Linked DNA regions of Homo sapiens: region 2 is linked to region 1. A link is an interaction called in ENCODE POLR2A ChIA-PET data of the cell type or tissue named here. Cell type or tissue: PC-9. All regions are shown on one strand.

Region 1 (2,500 bases):
GGGGGCTGGTCTGCAGAGTCTTCAGGGAAGAAGCCAGGACAAGGACAAGGACCCTGGATGAGGACAGGATGAGAGGATGGCTGCATAACAGCAGGGAGGCTTTGGGCAGGCAGGGGAGCCTTTCCAGGTGAGTGAATGGCAGGAACACAATCTTGGAAGTGAGAATTCCTGGGGTGCCTTCTGGGCCTTGAAGCAGGGCTCACAGAGGGCAACAGGACCCCGCTGGAGTGAAGAAGGGGACTGGAGGGTAAATTAAAAGAATAGCAGCTTGTCTGCCCTCATCCCCGGTGTGGGGGGAGCAGCCTGGCATGGAGTCCAAATGGACCTCATATTTCCCAAAGACTCAAAGCATCTGGGGCCTACCTGGAATGTCCCAGGAACACCTACTGCCCGGCCCCTCCTCTTTCCCCTCACCAAGCATGATGACTGCAATGTCTCATAATTATCACACTCTGCTTTTCTCCATCTCTGTGGCTTTACATATTCTCAGTGTTCAGCTCTTGGTCTGCAACATATCTGCGTACAAACACGCACACACACACACACACACACACACACACACACACACACACACACTGAGGAATGGCTCCCGGGTCCCAGTAGTTCCCACTCTCTGGTAGAGGAGTTGTGTTTGTGAGGGCTGTGATGGGGTGACAAGCCTGCAGCAGCCTTTCCATGTTCGTCCAAACTAGATGTGGTGCAGAGAGCACAGGCCTGTGGATCAGCAGATGTGACACTTAGCATGATGGTACTGGTTAGGATCAAGCTAGGCAGTAACACACAACCCAACTGTAGTGGGTGCAACAAGCAGGTGCTTATTTTTTTGCAGAAGAAATCAGGAGGATGGCAATCTCACTGCTAGTGCAGGTGCTTGAAGCTGCCATCGGGGACCCAGATACTTTCTGGTGATAGTGTATATGGGGGGCGTCTGCTGGAGCTTGGGAGATTTGGACCCCCATTCTGGCTCTGTTGCTAACTAGTTGTGCAGCTTCAGACAAAGCTTCTGAAGCTTTGACTTCATTTCTTTATTTGTTTTTAAAATTGCAGGCTGAGTATAGTGGCTCCTGCCTGTAATCCCAGCACTTTGGGAGGCTAAGGTGGGAGCATTGCATGAGGCCAGGAGTTCGAGACCAGCCTGGGCAAAATGGCAAACCCTCATCTGTACAAAAAAAAAAAAAAAATACAAAAAATTAGCTAGGCATGGTGGTACATGCCTGTGGACCCAGCTACTTTGGAAACTAAGGCAGGAGGATCACTTGAGCCCCGAAGTTTGAGGCTGCAGTGAGCTGTGATTGTGCCACGGCACTCCAGCCTGGGTGACAAAGTGAGGCCCTATCTCAAAAATGAATAAATAAAATTGTGGTAACAACATATAACATAAAACCATCTTAACCATCTTAACCATTTTTAAGTGTACAGTTTAGTGGCATTGAGTACATTCATACTGTTGTGCAATCTGTCCTCATGTCTCTTTTCTTTCCAAACGGAAACTCTCCCTATTAAGCAAGAACTCTCTATTTCCTCCTCCCCACTGGCACCACCATTCTGCTTTCTGTCTCAATACATTTGACTGCTCCAGGTAACTCATAGAAGAGGGATCATACAGAATTTGTCCTTTTGTGTTTGACTTATTTCACTCATCATAATGTCCTCAAGTTTCATCTGTGTTGTAGCTAATGTCAGAATTTCCCCTCTTTTTAAGGTTGAATAATATTCCATTGTATGGACATACCACATTTTGTTTAGCCATTCATCTATGGATGGACACTTGGTTTGCTTTCACATTTTAGCTATTGTGAATAATGCTGCCATGAACATGACTGTGCAGATATTTCCTTGAGACTGTGTTTTCAATTCTTTTGGGTATCTATCTGGATGTGGGATTATTAGATCCTATGGTAATTCTATTTCTAATTTTTTTCAAGAAGCATAATACTGCTTTCCATAGAAGCTGCACCATTTTACATCCCCACCAACAGTGCACAGTTTCCAATTTCTCCACGTTCTTGCCAAAATTTGTTATTTTCTGCTTTTTTGGTAGCAGCTATCCTAATGGCTTTGAGACTCAGTTTCTCGTCTGTCCCACAGGGACATAGTAGGGCTAGATTATCTCTAGCTTCTGATGTCTCATGGTGCCTTCCTTCTTGCCATGAAAGTAAGTATTGCTTATGCACATATACATCTTAGTAAATTTAGTTATATCTTTTCAGCTTGGGGCCCCAAGGTAGAAACTATTTTAATATGAAGACAGGAAACAAGAAATATGAAAAGGGATTGAAGAAGGCATTCCAAGGACAACTTCCAAACCCTCCTCTCTATTCCTTCCAGACCATAGATGCACATAATTCTGGGCCACAGAGAGTCCTTTGGACAGAACAATACTTTACTGTTTCTTCTCTTCCTCTCCTTTTCTTTTTTGCTTGTAATTCACACACCCAGGTGGCTAGGCGCAGTGGATCACACCTGTAATCCCAGCACCTTGGGAGGCAGAGATGGGAGG
Region 2 (2,500 bases), 670 kb before region 1:
ATTTTGATATTTTCAGTTTACAGATATAGAGCAATAGTGTTTTAGATCTGGATTGGGAAGTTAGGAATCTATTTTAGTAGTTTCTCATCACTTAGACTGAAAGAACTATGGAGTTGGTATTCTGTTTGAATTACAAAGATGTTTTTATCTCAGCAGCCTGAAAACATACTAATTTTATATTAAATCAGTTTATTATTTATATTTGGTAAAATTAGTACAAAATTTTCAGTTAAATCAATTTATCGTTTGTATTCGGAAAATTAGTACAAAATAATCATTCAGTAACTTGTTCTTGTCTTCCAGCGAGGATGAACTGGAAGAGGCAAATGGAAACAATCCCATTGACATTGAGGTTGATCAAAACAAGGAAAGCAAAAAGGAGGTATTTTTTCCCCCTAGTATTGTTTAGGCGAATAAATTTTATTACTAGTTTCATAAATAAAACATTCATGTTGCTTGTTCTACTTAATATATTAAGTGCTATGTGGAAAGCAGCATGATATGACTATTTTTCAACAATACTGTCTTTGCTTTATAGATTGTATAATTTTGTTTGCTAATAGATATGAATAAAGGAAGGCTTAAAGGATAGAAAATAGCACTAATGAGTAATGATGTTCCCTAGAACAGCAGTCCTCACTGACTTTCTTCGTAAGCCATTAGCTCAGTAGGTTAACAAGTGGTCTAGTGAATTCCAGGCAGCCTTAGGGTCTCCATTCACGCTATAGATGCCCCAGCGTCTGCCCATCCTAGGCACCCATGCCGTGCCTGGGGTGACTGCAGGGAGCTGGCAGGGACTCGGCACAGCCCTCCTGTTACTCAGAAGCAGCAATTTGGTCACACCAGGGGGAGCCAGGACCATCCTCTCTCACATGGTGACTGTTTCATCTTATCATTTTAAAAAATCATTATACAAGAGATTGTAGTTTCTGGATTCAGGGGGCTCGTGAACCTCTACAATTGCATGTAACTTTTACATAGGTTCATAGAGGTATTTTTCCAAAGACACAGTCTATAGTTTCAAAAAAATTTCTCAGAGAGTTCTCTCTCTCTGCTCCAAATTATAAGAATAGTTATTATTTTAAGCCTATAAAAACAGAAGGGTCTAAATTTATCTAAACTTTAAAATGACATCAGTAATATATGTTTCTTATAGACAAGGTAGGAAATACAGCTAACTGAAAGAAGAAAATTAAAGTGATTTATAATATTATCCATAATCACTGTCAACCTTTTGGTGACTTTTTCCTGAGAACTCTTTCTGTAAAATGTATATGCCTGTATATTCATAATTCTGAATCTAGTCACTTTTTAAAAATAATATAATGGAAGCTTTGTAATTTTTAGAACCTTTTAAATTTACTCTACCTTGATTTTTTTTTTCTCTTTTTTCTTTTTTGAGACAGGGTCTCCTGTGTCACCCAGGTTGGAATGCAGTGGCACCATGACTCACTGCAGCCGCCAACTCCTGGGCTCAAGCAGTCCTTCCACTATGGCCTTGCAAAGTGCTGGGATAACAGGCATGAGCCACCTCCAGCCCTTGATTTTATTTTTTTTTATTTTGTTTTTGAGACAGTCTCTCACTCTGTTGCCCAGGCTGGAGTGCAGTAGTATGACCTTGGCTCACTGCAACCTCTGCCTCCCAGATTCAAGTGATTCTCCTGCCTCAGCCTACCGAGTAGCTGGGATTATAGGCACATGCCACCACGCCCTGCTAGGTTTTTTTTTTTGTATTTTTAGTAGAGATGGGGTTTCATCATGTTGGCCAGGCTGGACCTTGAATTTTTTTTTATGTCAAATATATTTGTATACGTAGCTATATATTATTCTGTCACATGAATGTTTCATAATTGAGTTACCTTATCCTATGTGGATTTCCCAGTTGTTTATTCCTCCTGTTTTTTGCTTTTATAAACAATGCTGGATTGATTCTCACATAACTCACTATCTGTGCTCATAGATTTTTTTCATTAGAACCGATTCCTGGAAGTTGTATTGTTGAGTCAACGTGTTCTAGATACATTGTTAAGGCTTTTTTTTTTTTTTTTGGTTGTATATCACCAAATTGGAAATTGGTCGTTTTTTTCTGCATAATTTATATGAATGCCCAAATAAGATCCTGAGGGTTAGCTAAATTAGATTGTTTGGGAAATCAAATTGTAGTTGTAGTTTTTATTAAGCTTTGTGTTGATGTATTGCTATTTACTAGGTTTTTCAGTGGCACATTTTAAATGAGAGAAAACACTTGATTTCATACATTTTTATAATTCTTATTTATATAATTTCTGATTCAGAAAGAAAATGGCTAAATCATTGTTTTTTTTTTTTTTTTTTTTTTTTGGAGATGGAGTCTTGCTCTGTTGCCCAGGCTGGAGTGCAGTGGTCCGATCTCAGCTCACTGCAGCCTCTGCCTCCCAGGTTCAAGCAGTTCTCTGCTTCAGCCTCCCAAGTAGCTGGGATTACAGGGGCCCGCAACCATGCCTGGCTAATTTTTGTATTT

What was found. Peaks named below come from ENCODE experiments on the same cell type or tissue, not always from the same donor. Only the 100,000 strongest peaks of a DNase experiment are listed, where the experiment ranks them.
Region 2: POLR2A ChIA-PET joins it to region 1 with 10 read pairs; 1 of 35 experiments calls an interaction of 5 or more read pairs at or near these places.

The regions. Positions count from the first base shown.
Region 1 is chr14:103,379,453-103,381,952 of GRCh38, forward strand. No RefSeq gene overlaps it. Among named protein-coding and RNA genes, the nearest start is that of MARK3, 4.7 kb to the right of the region's middle. In PC-9, no CTCF peak of the experiment used is centred here; a DNase peak (open chromatin) is centred at 1,509.
Region 2 is chr14:102,710,632-102,713,131 of GRCh38, forward strand. It overlaps RCOR1 (REST corepressor 1), which reads left to right. Exons shown (of 12, transcript NM_015156.4): 7 at 304-382. Among named protein-coding and RNA genes, the nearest start is that of TRAF3, 66 kb to the right of the region's middle. In PC-9, no CTCF peak of the experiment used is centred here; a DNase peak (open chromatin) is centred at 1,450; H3K27ac peaks cover 1,802 bases.